Linked DNA regions of Mus musculus: region 1 is linked to region 2. The links are chromatin loops, found by intact Hi-C in ENCODE. Cell type or tissue: left cerebral cortex. All regions are shown on one strand. Each heading gives the region's core, and the rest is flanking DNA. Links, peaks and the distances in the headings are about the cores only.

What was found. A loop is a pair of places that touch in the nucleus more often than their neighbours do. Peaks named below come from ENCODE experiments on the same cell type or tissue, not always from the same donor. Only the 100,000 strongest peaks of a DNase experiment are listed, where the experiment ranks them.
Region 1: a loop joins it to region 2, with 1.9 times the contacts of the local background. A loop is called at or near these places in 2 of 42 quality-filtered maps.

The regions. Positions count from the first base shown.
Region 1 is chr17:44,838,615-44,845,477 of GRCm38, forward strand. All of the region lies in intron 2 of Supt3 (SPT3, SAGA and STAGA complex component), which reads left to right. Among named protein-coding and RNA genes, the nearest start is that of 4930564C03Rik, 39 kb to the right of the region's middle. In left cerebral cortex, for the core only: no CTCF peak of the experiment used is centred there; DNase peaks (open chromatin) are centred at 3,798 and 4,184.
Region 2 is chr17:44,940,915-44,947,777 of GRCm38, forward strand. The region is part of intron 3 of Supt3 (SPT3, SAGA and STAGA complex component); the gene reads left to right. Among named protein-coding and RNA genes, the nearest start is that of Gm52304, 57 kb to the left of the region's middle. In left cerebral cortex, for the core only: a CTCF peak has its summit at 4,238 (motif pointing left); no DNase peak of the experiment used is centred there.

The DNA.
Region 1 (6,863 bases), core at 2,692-5,191, 100 kb before region 2:
GTTCAAAATGTCTTTATCGTAATTTAGATCATTTTGGTGTTTCTGTACATACACTCTTCTCAGGCTTCATCTTCATCACTCAAGTGCACAGTCTCTTCCCTAGCTACCAAACCAGTTAACTTCTTCACTCCCAGACTTTTACCAGTGCCTTCCTTCCCTGTCTGTCCTGCTGTCCCAGTTATAACACTGTCCTTCAGTTACTCACGGTATCTATCCCTGACCTACTGTTAGATAAGGTATTTCATGCTTAAGAAGGTATCCTCTTTGAAATTGAGCCTTCGATGGCCAGTGTGGGGCTTAACAAGTATGGAAACTCAAACAGTTGATGGGGTCCTGTCAGTGGTCTAACTCTTGTCACTGTCTCTTCAGAGCTTCTGTCCTGGTTGCTGTACTACGGATTGTGCAGCTGGCAGTTACTTATGTAAAACCTTCCTCACGAGATCTATTACAGTAAAGGTACCATTTGTTTGCTTGTGTTCTGAGATACACTGCAAAAGGTTATCCAGACCACCAGAGATGATGGGCTGTGCTAAGAGGAAGGCCGGATATGCTGAGGAAATTGTAATGTCCTTCACTAATGAGGAGCTCATTTCTTCCTTCATCCTTACCATGAGGTCAGTTTTCCTGAAAAACTTAGTGAGCAAAATCCCAAGTTGGCTGGTATATTTTACCCACTTTTTTTTTTTTTTTTTTTTTTTTTTTTTACCACAAGTTAAAAGTCTGTGAAGACACTTTATATAGAAGAGTTTAAGACTTTTCTGAAAGTACAACTTTATACCTTTATAAGTAATAATAAGTAATAACTATAAGTAGTAATTGAGTTGTGATTAATCAATTCTATTTCTAGTAGTTGATGCAGTGTTAATAGATTCCGACTTCTCGTGGACTGTCGCTATGTTCATGGTAATGGCAATGACCGAAAGATCAGGAAGCATTTTCAGTAAGTCAGATTTGCTTGCTTGATATGGGTTTGAGTTTTACTTTATGTTGGATAGAAAATATTTAAACAGGGTAATAAGACATTTAATAAAACTGATAACTACGTTGTATTATCTTTCTTAATGGAGTATTTATATGAAATCTCTTCTTTTTAATAGAAAATTAATTATAATTCGTAATAAAACTCTGACATCACCATGGTGCTTTTGTGTAGTGGTCACAATTGTCTGCTGAGGAAAGGTGCGTCTGCTGGAGAGAAGGAGCTGTGTTTATGTCTTTACTGAACTGGAGGCTGTTGGGAGTCCAAGAGCTTGCTTTGTCTTTGTGCAGCACACCTGGAGTCTTCTGTGCATTTCCATGGCCCTTTGATTCTGTCTCTATCTTTTAAAACTCTATTCCTCTCTATGATCCAAGGCAGATTTTAATAGTTAAAATCTTTTTAAAGCAAAAAGGCTCTGCAAAGTGCCAGGATGCGGTTCCCTAAGTCATAGGGTTTCCAGCTGTCAAGCACACATTGGGTGGGACTGGTCCTTCCCGGTTAGTATCACACTAGTTCTTTTACATGGATCAGTGTGAAGCAGGAGAGGAGGTGAGAATAGGAAGACGGAGGAGGAAAGACAAACTGATGAAGAGAATGGAGAAAGTGGCGGCAAGTCTGAAAGGAAGAGGACCCCAAAGCAGTGTGCAGTCAGGAGTCCCCTGTTGCAGTCACTGGCCACGGGCAGCACTGCTCTCTTTCCTGAGCTGTCAATTACTCCACGCTCTGGGGAGCACTGTGCTGATGCTGTAAGACTTGCTTTACGTTCTGACTCTGAATAAACCTGAAGTGTGCAAAGAAGCAGAGGCACCTTCAAATACAACTTTTAATTGCAGGTCATCTAGTGTTCTGTTTATTTGCCTGAATCTCTTGTTTTTCCCTTGAAACCTTGGCAAATATATGGCCATATACATCCCAATAACTTCTTTGCCTGTGGAATTTGTGCTGTTATTCTTGAAATTGAGCGCTTCCTGCAATATAAAGGTGGTGGGAACAGGATGTAAGAACTCAAATGATTTGCTGGATCCAGAGTGACTGCTTCAATAAGTCTGGTATAGTTAACTATCTTAAGAAGCATTGATGGAAAGCAAATTCTATTTTAAACATGTAAAATTGATGGCAATTCTATAGAGCTTTGTAGATCTGGATCACATTCTTAGCTACCTTATTGCTGTGTGAAGATGTTTGAAATTACATTACTTTTATAGATACTGACCTGTAAAATAGTGGAGGGTGGGTTTTATATGTGGATTATAAGGGAATAAGATCAATAACATCTATGATATAAATAACAAACTGACTTGCTCATGATGAGTATGGTTTCTGTTTTTAAAGTTAGTTTTATCCTTTTCTTATTCTTATTTCTCTATTAAATGAGTGGATTTTAAGAAGACATTGATGTACAAATAATTTGTAATTTGTGAAAAGATTACACTCAATTCCTTATAAAAGGACTTATTGTTTAAATGCCTACTTATTTGAATCTATTTTTTAAAAATACTTCTTGTTCTTAGCTTTGGTTTTATGTTGTTGTAAACAGCACCCAACTCACTGAGTGGTCTAGGTGAGGTACTGTGGTCGACTTTAACTGCGTAGAGACGTTTTCTACAGACTAGAGCTGAAGCTGTGGCTGAGATGCATCCCTAGCCTCTTCCCTAGACTGACTCCTTTGTGCTGACTTCTGAAACTCAGCTACTGTATTCAGTCTTACTTTACTTTGAGAGTAGACATCAGATTGTGATGTTTCATTTCATTGGCTTAGTAAGAATTCTTTTGTTTAGAGGTGATGTTGAATATAGGTAGGCCACATACTGTTTTATTACTTGCATTAAAGGATGATTAGCTGCTCTTATGAGACCAAATGTTAATAGTTGACTTATAAATTTTATTGTAATTTAAATATGACGTACCTTTTAATCAACAGCTGGCTGAAAGTTGCTACTTCAGCTTAGATTTTCAGAGGAGTAATGGCTTTAAAGGTGCACCGATTTTAGATAGTATTCCAAGTGTGCAGTGACCTTGGTAATTCTGGCCATGATTATTTAGGTAAACCACAACTAATTCATAGAGTGCTGTGGACCCTTTAATAACTACCGAGAGTGGGCAGGCTGTCAATGTGGAAGTTTCCATCTGAAACATATTCTTTCACTTGGCCCCTGAAAAACTCTCGGCAGTACCCTGCGCGGAACTTAGTTTATTTACTGAGAAAAAGGAATGGTTGAGTCAACTCACAGGAGATAAATCTGTGGTAGGTGTTGCAAGGCTGATTTTTAAACCACACAACATCTTGCTCTTTTCGTTTATTTTACTTGCTAATATGTAAATTTTACTGATGAAGCCAGCAGTGCTCATTCAGAGGTATTTTAGACTTTTTTTTTCAATGAAGAAAAACAGTGGTTTTGTTAGGAATAGTAAATTAGTTTTGCCAGAGTTAACTGCGTTCAAAGCTTTTGGAAGGAGATTAAATTCTTTATTTAATCTGTGTTAAGACATGAAGAGGATAATTATTCAATGTTAAATCATAGTTCAAAGGTTAGTATATATCGTTGAATTGTAGACCCACTTTTCTTCCATCAGATGAACTGGAGTAAACCTCAGTTTTGAGCATCAGTGTTAGAGTGCCTTTCATGGAGGAGATCAGTGTAAAAATCTGCAGGTTCCCACCCAGGCCCAGGACGGGCACCAGTGATCTGCTTTCCCTGCATGTGATTTTTGAAAAGGGAGATTCTTGTGCAGCAGAACTTTCTCTTAGGATGGGCACACTTCCCAGCACAAACATGATACTTTTGTACTAATCAGAGTGGAGTCTCAGCCTGCGATGGGACTTGCATTTTGGGCTTTTCACCACATCATTGCTGTTTTCTACGTGGTCAAAAATAGATATAGAGTAAACCAACCCCAAAAGTCAATTACAGGGTTTATAGTGATGTACTGTGAAAAATTTGGTCGTGTTTTTCATTATGCAGAATGTTCTTTCCAAAGACATAAACAGAAAAAGCACATATGTTTGATTTTAAAAATAACTCTGCTTAGCTCTTTAAAATGCTGGAGTCATTTTGGATACTTGTAAATGATCATCATTATAATTACATGATAAGCCCTCTACCTAAAGCAGGCCTGGTTTGTAATTATTTATTCAATTGCTGGTTCCCAGTTTTAAAAACATTTTCTTTTCTTAAATGAGGAGGCAACATGGATACTGGAAGGATTTCTGTTGTAAAAGTAAATGATCTGCTAAACTCATCTCATGTCCACATGCCTACTGCAGAAGGCAACACTAAATATGCAGGATCACTTTGTGGGGCAGAAGTGCTTCTTTACACATAGTATAAAAATATGGAAAACGGAAACCATTGGTCCATTGTAAATGAACTCTGAGTTTAAAGCATGATTTACAAAGTCTAACTTCTAATGTAAATACCAGGGTGATATAAAATAGTACTTTGTTTTCTTTAAGCTTTATATGTTTTTAAATACTTGTTTCTTATTTTAAGTTATATGTCTGTGTGTCTGTCTGTGAGTATGTGCATGTAAGCAGAGGTGCTCACTGATACCAGAGGTATCAGATCCTCTTAGAGCTAGACAGACAGGCACTTGTGAGCCACGAGATGTGGATGCTGAGACCCAAACTCACGTCCTTAGTAAGAGAAGTACAACTCTCTTGATTGTTGAGCCATTTCTTCAGCCCTAAACCTTATATTCTTAAGTAAAACGTACATAGCTTCAGAAAACTTTAAGGAATGAAAAGTTTTACGAGAAGGGTGTGTCACAACAAGATACTTGATGTCCTTTCATTTGATTTTATTAGTGATTATTTACTGTCTTTTCAGCTTTGAACTCATTTCTGTGTGTTTTGGAGGTATATGCTATATGCAAATGGCTGCTGCTTATTTGATGGCTTCCTCTGACAGTTGAGCTCCATGGTGAGATTTTATTCTCAGTTTGGGTTCTGTGCTCTGTTGAAATGGTTGCTTTCTTAGCTGCTGCACTTATGTTTTTATTTTTTATTTTTTTGTCAACTTGACACAAAGTAGTGTTACCTGGGAAGAGGGAACCGCAACTGAGTTACCTGTGTCAGATTGGTATGCCTATGTGGCATTATTTTGATGAATATTTGATGTGGGAGGGTCCAGAGCTCTGTGGATGGCACTACCCCGATGGTAGGTGATTTAAGAAAGCAAGCTGAGCCAACCAGTAGGCAGCATTCTTCCAGTAGCCTTGATGGGCAGGATTAGAGCACTCTCAAAGATTTTTTTGTTTCTTTTGTTTTTGTTTTTGTTTTGTTTTGAGTGAAAAAGTAAGTACTGTGAAGCAGTCTAAGACCATGTTTTTTGTGTACCTTCGACAAGAGCATGTCTTTCTTTTCACTGACTTGTGTTCTACTGTAGAGCTCTTAAGTCTGTAGAATTTATAAGTGTCTGCTCTAGGTGTGCAGTTGTGTCTGGAAGGCTGTAACCCAGAAAAATGCTTCTGACTTGGTATGAACTGAGTAGTCAATGGAGCAGATAAACAAAATGGACAATGTGTGATGCAGAGGCCCTTGGGGAGAGCACCTTTGACCAAAGGCAATTTTGCTTCATGGTTTTTATAGAACCACTACAGACTTCAATGCATCAACAACACATTCAAATTAAAGTTTTGAATCTCATTTAAATTGTGGTAGAAATAAGTAAAAATTCTGTGATAAGTTACTACTCCATTATGAACTTTGGCCTATGGTAGTATATTTGACCATTTGCGGCATAGTTGCTTGTCTGTAAAGTAAGACTAATGTCCATTGATGGTGGGCATCGAAGGAAATGTCCATAGACTAATATGTAGCATGTTTTTGAGAATAATACATTTGTGTGTTGTCATCTTTCCTAGTGTGGATCTGAAATCTCCCACAATGCCCACAGTTGGCATTAGAGGGAGGGGTTTATGGAGAGGGTAGTTTAGGACTTGAACACTCTGTGACTACATTGCTGTTCAGATTGAAACTGACAGCCACTCAGTTCTTCAGTCCCCAGTGCCTCAGGCACTCCCACAGTAAAATGCTAAGCTTATTCTGACCTTCTGCTGGCAGATCCCACTTCATAGTCATTTAGAATATGTCTGCAGAAGAAGCTAATTTGTTTTAGAAAAACGTAATTTAGATGTTGACTGTTGTTGAAAGGTTGTACATAACAAATTCCAAAGCCAAGCTCAACAGTGGAGAATGCATACGCATGCAGTGTGGACTAGTGTGCTCTCATCGCATTTGCTAGTACTCAGCAGCTAGGACTGACTTTAAGTTTCAAGTCAGTTTCCTGCAAACCTTCCACTTCTTTCTACCTTTCACCGCTGCTTGGAAGACCCCCATTTCACTCTGACCCAGAGTGTCTGGAAGGAGGGGCCACACACCCTATACTGCCTGGAGCCTCTGGGTCTGCCCTGCTGCCTCTGCTGTGTGGCTCTTCATCTCCTTTACCAGATGCATATATCCTTCCCTTGGAAACCTTATTGTTTCTTTCACAGTCTTGTTTTCTGTGTTACTTGTTTCTTTTATCTTTCAGGAATCACTGCTATTCAGTAGTTGTAGATACTCAGCTGATTCTTATATCTAGTCCAATTTCCATTCTTTTTCATTCTTTCTCCTAGATTATTCTCAAATGTGTCTTTCATTTTTTCATTTTTCCCTGGGTATAATTTGATTTCTGGATTATCTTTTTTTTCTTTCTTGAGTGTTTACTTCAATGCTTATTTTATGCCTATTCATATTTAAGAATGAGACATCAAAATATATGTGAGGACTGAGTTCTGTGGTTCAGGGGGCTGAGCTAGGAAGGATCAGAAGTTCAAACCCTGCCTGGGCTATAGAATGAGTTCAGAGGTCAGGCTGGCAGCTTACCAAGACTGTCAATCAAAG
Region 2 (6,863 bases), core at 2,884-5,383:
TCTTCTCTCTCCCAAGTGGGACTAAGGCATCCTCACTTGGGCACTTCAGCTTGTTGACCTTTTTGAGTTCTTTGGACTATATCTTGGGTATTTTGTACTCTTTTTTTTTTTTTTGGCTAATATCTACTTATTAGTGAGTCCATACCATGCATGTCCTTTTGGGTCTGAGTTACCTTATTCAGGATGATATTTTCTAGTTCCATCTATTTGCCTGCAGAGACTGGAAGGTAAGCGACTCCCAGGAATCAAAGGGAAGGACCTTAGGTGAAATTCCCAACAGTAGGGAGAGGGGACTTATAGAGCCCACCTCCAGCAGGAAAACAGGACACAGTGAGGGATGGGGTTCCCATCCCTCAGTCACATCTCTGACCCATAATTGTTCCTGTCTGAAAGAATTACAGAGATGGAAATGGCGAGGAGCCTGAGGAAAAGAAGGTCCAGCGACAGGCCCAAAGTGGGATCCCACTCAAAGGGAGGTCCCAAGGCTTGACACTATTACTGAAACTATGGAGTGCTCACAAAAAGGGACCTATCATGACTGGCCTCGAAAAGAACCAACAAGCAGCTGAAAGAGTCAGATGCAGATATTTGTACCCAACCAGTGGTCAGAAGCAGCTGACCCCTGTGGTTGAATTAGGGAAGGCTGAAAGAACCTGAGGAGAAGGGTGATCCTGTAGGAGGTCCAGCAGTCTCAATTAATCTGAACCTCTGAGATCTCTCAAACATTGGGCCATCAAACAGACAGCATATACCAGCTGATAAGAGACCTCCAACACACATATAGTAGAGGATTTCCAGGTCTGTGTTCATTTAGAGATGATGCACCTAACCCTCAAGAGACTGGAGGCCCCAGGGAGTTTAGAGATCAGGTAGGGTGGGAGTTGGGGGCATCCACATGGAGACAGGTCAGATGGTGGATGGGGGGTGGATGGGGGAGGGCAGGGAATGGATTATGGAGTGTAAAAAATAAATAAATAAAAAACAATATTCAGGCCAGAAACTGTTATCTTCCTTGGATAGCAATTGACTCTGAATGAAAGGTTTAGGAGTAACAAAACCAAACCCACGTGAAACGTCAGGATGTAAGGGTGGCATTGCTAGAGATGAGGACCATCGAGTCACAGGTGATGTGGAGGGTCAGGCAGAGAGAGGCAGCTGCCTGGAGTGCAAGGCCTGGAAGAACCGATGATGGGGAGAGATCACAGCTTTAAAAATGTGAGTTTGTAGCTGAAGGGACTGAGAGAGAAAGGTCTTGGAACACTGAAGGGTGGCATCTTGGGGTGTGCTGTCTGTCTGGGAAAGGGTATGGGTACAAGAGAAGAAAGCGGCAACATCACCCGAAAGACAGGAAATCCAGGAAGGATCACTGAGGCCTCATATCGAGGGAGGTTGAAATTCAGCTTTATCAGAGTGCTACAAAGCTGCTAATGTTTTAAATCTTCCTTTGTATCTGTAGTAGTGAGTTCTTCTTTTCATAACAACAAAGGACTGATGAGGTGGCCTCATCATGAAGGAAGGTGCCTGTTGCCAAGCCTCATCACCTGAATTTGAACCTCAGGACCCACATGATGGATGGAGGGAACTAACTTCCTCAAATTGTTTTCATCCCAACCCCTGCCACATCTTACACACACACACACACACACACACACACACACTCCTGTCTTAAGGTAAGCTGGTCTTGTGAAGCTTTTTGTGGTAAGTGATATCTTTCTAGCATAGATAAAAGATCAGCATGTCTTCCTGTTGCTCTTTTTTCTATTTGTGTGAATGTTAAGATCATGTTGAATGTAGTTTTCTCTGGTCAAGAACAATACTACCAACTTTCTTGAATTAGTATTATTTTCTTAGTTTCAGCTTTTGCCTCTCATGGTATTTATAAATACTCGTCTGACTATAAACTAAATCCTCTGTCAGTAAGAAGAGATTCAATCAGTGGTATGCGTCAACCATCACTGCTCTGACAGTATCAGTATCATCCCAGTGTGGAGGTGGTGGAGATAGGGGTTAGCACAGTCTGTCTAGGTCTGCTGGATTAGTGTGCTCATGGTTTACGAACGATCCTCCAAATGTGCCTCTCCTTGTTACTTCTGCCCTAGCCGCAAGCTCTATAAACTATGAGCCATGAGCTAGGATGAGCTAGTCGAGCAGGTTGGGGGTAGGGGACACATTGCTGAGTTTGAATTTTTGGCTTCATGGTTTGATAGTTTTTCAGTTTTTAGCTTATTTTGCCATCCCCAGGAACCTCTGCCTGCTAATGTATTGGAGTTTACCAATCTCAAAGATATTTTCATTATAATACATGTAGATCAACAGTGTTAACCAATGGAAGCAGCATTTAATTACTGACATACAAAATCTTCATCACTGGGCTAAATGTCAAAAGCAAAGGCACAGGAAAGTCAAACAGACCTTTGATTGCTGTGTTGTGTGTATTTTGGAACAACTTTCCTGCATTTGAATTTTATGCCACATATGTTTTTGTTTTCTATTTCTTATGTCTCTACTTTTTACTCCTTTTATTCTTAAATACCTTGCAACCCTGAGACATTGGTTTAGATAAATCATTATGAATGTATCTGCCTGTTTCCATTTTGAATTATAGTCACTTTCTGTATAGCTGGGTCCACTGAGAACATTATATTTTTTTCAGTTTGTTCACTGTTAGCCATTGGGATGATGACTAGAATGTAACAACTATCCACGAAACAAGAAGAATGTCAGCTATGGCCTTGAGGGATGGCTCAGCAGTTAAGAGCACTTGCTGTTCTGCCAGAGGTCTTATGTCATTCTTACAACATGATACACTGCAGCCCCAGGATATCAGGCCCCTTCTGGTCTCGGTGGGCACCAGCACACATTAACATAGACACAGACAGAAATTTATTTGTAAATAGGCTGAAGTCTTTATGCTGATCCAGAAAAACATTCAATGCTGTGTCCTGTCTCTGGCATGTACAGAGTTTCTGTTGCCGTGGTGAGCACTGTGCTTCCTTTGCTCCTTCTTCAGCAACAATAGGTTTCACAATTTATGGCAGAGTCTCCCAACACATTTTCAAACATGTGACTATAGATCACATGTGAGCAATGATGTTGTACTTTATACAATATGATGCCTTATATCGATATTACCCTTTTCTTTCATTATTATTGCTAATGATAATCATCTCTATGAATTTTAACATAATTTCCTTTTAGGTACTCGTTTTTAAGCCTTGGCCCTGAGAAGTCTATAGAGAAGCTGTTGCTCTGTGACCTTGATGCCAACATCAGGCAGCAGCTCTAGTCATGTCCTTAGCATTTGTAGTTGGCTGTACTTTGCTTTTGTTGTTATTTTTTTAGACTGTGGCTCACTCTGTAGCCCAGACTGGCTTTGGATCCTCAACATCCCACTCCCTTTAGCCTCCCATGTACTGGGGTTATACATGGAAGATATCACCCCCAAGTTGCTTTAGAAATACCCTGTGAGTCCCAGGGTTTGGGAAGATTCAACTGTAGTTCCAAGACTCATATCTTCTGATTTGTGGGTTAGCTTTCAAGTATCTTAATGTTTTTGTTTTTAGTTTTAAATTTTAAATTTTGAGATTGACTCTTTGCTATGTAGTTCATGTTGGTCTCAAACTTCATTCTGTCTCAGTGATCCAAGTACTGGGATAACAGGTATGTGACCCAACCCCTGGAGTGTCTTAACTTTAAATATCTGTACACTCATGTGGAAGCCTTTCATTCAGTTTGTTTTCATGGGGCGTTGGGTCTAGTTTTGTCACAATGGACTTGGAAACTGGACCCTTTCGTGTGCCAGAAAAGCATTTATGCCTGATATGCTTTAAAAGCTACTCCACAAAATTTTAAGCAATTTTCCTAACATATAGCATAAAACTTTTAGACCATACTAGTATTAAATGCATTATATATTTTAAAAAGCATTATTTCTTTAAAGTAAAATTGTCTTCAAAATATATCCTTAGAAATGAAATTTTGCTGTGACTTCTAAAACTGAGGTCACAAATCACCTGTAACATTTAATAATCAGCTCAACCTGACTTTAAACTCTTGGTGGTCTGGGAGCAGGAACTTGTGTTTAAAAAGAAGATTGGCTTGTTAGTTGAATTATGCAGTTATAAGTAAATGTGGCCACAGCTGGTTTCGATATTTTTTTGTTGTACACCTGATTGGAAACAACAGGTTTTTAAAAAATATTTTTTCATTTCTTACACTGACACCTAGTGTTCACTATTTCTGATATTGAAGTGTTGAGTTTTAGTTATTAGTAGCTATAGAAATAGATTTCCATTCAATAAATTTGTAGAAGTATCCCAGAACATATATCACTCCGTCTTATTTTCTACCCTGGAGTCACAGGTTATCTGATTACTCATGTGACACCATCATAGCCAATGGGTGGGGGGGAGGAGGGGGAGGAGGCACTTTGCAATTGACAAAATTTGTAAGAAGCATAGACTGATTGAAGGAATTGAAAAAGGTTTTTAAAATAAGGATTCTTAGAATTGGCTTTGTAGCTGGTGTTGTGTAATATGCACAGCTCCCTCACCCTCACGTTCAGTAGATGATGACACTGTGTGAGTTTGTTCTTTGGGTCATCGAGATAACCCCATGTTCAGTTATGCAAGCTCTGAAGAAATGAAGCAAGGCTGCGATCTTCACTTGCTGGGAGGATGAAGGAGACTGGTGAGGAGATCTGAAGTGCGGTGCTTTCAGTGTTTCTTGTGACTTGCTCTGAGTCAGGGCTTCTTACAGTTTCCAAACATCCGTGATCCATTTTTACCCAGGAAATTTTTACATGACCTCACCTGTATATCTATGATATACAAATCAAATATACACTGACATAAATCTTTAAAAAACTAAAGCAATTCTTTTATATTTATACACTTTTATCACTTATTTAAAAATTTTAAATAATGGAAATTTGATGTGCTTTTTAAACCTACATAGCAATTCAGTCAGAGGGATGTATAACACTGCATTTTTAGAACATCTTCAATATTTTTAAAGGTTGATCAATAAATTATTGTAAAATATATTCTAATTCTAAACCAAAATTCACGTACGAACTTCAAATGAACTCAGCAATTTTAAAATCAAGCATTTAACACAGTACAGTCCAAAGACAGACTAATTTGTTCCCACTGAGGAGTGGTGATCGGGAAATGGTCAAAGCCCCTTTGCTATAGCTAAAGAACCGTGCTTCTGGAAGGGCAGAGCTTTCATGTACAGGGAGTTATGTCTCTAGTTGTTTGAGGCGATGTTGGTGTTTCTTGATGGGACACCAAAACTAGTCCAGGACTGTGGTGATCATGCATTGCCTCATACAATGCCAGTGAGCCTGCCAGACACACCTCAGATTGATTACACATTTCATGTCAACTTAGTTCTTGTTTGTTACACATTCAGCAAGCTTCTGCAGTTGTCAGATTTGTCATAACGTCTTGTATAGTTGAAACCCACACTTTTGGAAGCTGAGGTGTTAAAGCCTCAACTGTTGTAGTGACAGTGTTTGGAGTTCTAGATGAGTTTCAGATTATGTTTAATTGAGGAATGCATACTGTCTAATGTGGAGTAAATAAACATTAATTGTTATAGCAGAGATACAGGTGACTAGTATGTGTAGTGAAATCTGCTCAATAGTTTTTTTAAGAATTACTTATTTTTTTTGTACAAGTGTTTTCCTGTGTATGTACACCACGTGTACAGTGCCCACAGAGGCCAGAAGAGGGCTTGGATACCGTAGAACTCGAGTTAGAAATGGTTGTAAGCAGCCATGTGAATGCTGGGAACTGAACCCAGATCCTGTGAGATAGCAGACTCTCTTAATGTCTGAGCCATTTCTCCAGTCATCCCTTCATTTCATTATTTTGTGTCTCACTAAAGTGAGCAGTGATCACTATTAGGATAACTTTTTTTTTACAACAATATGTAAATCAAAACTCTATCTCTTGGAGGTAATGTTTTGGTGTCATAAAAATAGTAAGTAAATGCCTCCCTCCCTCCCTCCCTCCCTCCCTCCTTCCCTCCCTCCCTCTCTCCCTCCCTCCTTCCCTCCCTCCCTCCCTCCCTCCCTCCCTCCCTCCCTCCCTCCCTCCCTCCTTCCCTCCCTCCCTTTCTCTGTCACTGGGAGTGGGCTTTGAGGTCTCAAAAGCCTCTTGCCATTTTCAGTCTACTCTCTTCTTCCTGTGTGTGGTACAGGATGTGTGCTCTTCCATTCTAACTCCAACCTCCTTGTCTGCTGCCTCTCTCTGTCCCTGCCATCATGGACCTCTAACCTCTGGAACCATAAGAGCAAAATTATTTATTCTATAAATTGCTTTTGTCATGGTATTTTATCACAGCAACTGAAAAGTAACTCAGACATTCTGTCACAGCTCTTAGATGACCAGGATCATTAGCAGCACTTTTGTTTTGTTTGTTTCTCTGATTAGTGAGTGGGTCTCAAACACGGATTTAAAGATCCAGTGCATTCTATTGTAAGCAGGCATGCTATAGTCCAGGCTTTGTTCCTCATTATCGCATGCGGGCAGCATAGATTCTGTGTAATTTATAAGTGTCACAGGATTTTCAAGCTTTGCTTTCAACTCTGAGTCACCAACTATATTAGTCCCTAATGAGAGGCAGCCTATCTTGAAACATTAAAGATAGGCTCTGACTTGGTGTTTTTAGCTATGAGAAGTCATTAGATGACCTCTGCATGAAACCTCAGCTGTTTCCTGGGTAACTGGCTACAGTTTTTAGAAGAGCTCTTGAATTTCTTTGATATAGAAATGACTTTGTTTCTTAAGCCCAATGAATCAAACTGGTAGGTCCAAACTTTCTTCTGTATTGTCCTCTCATCCTCAGCCTTTACT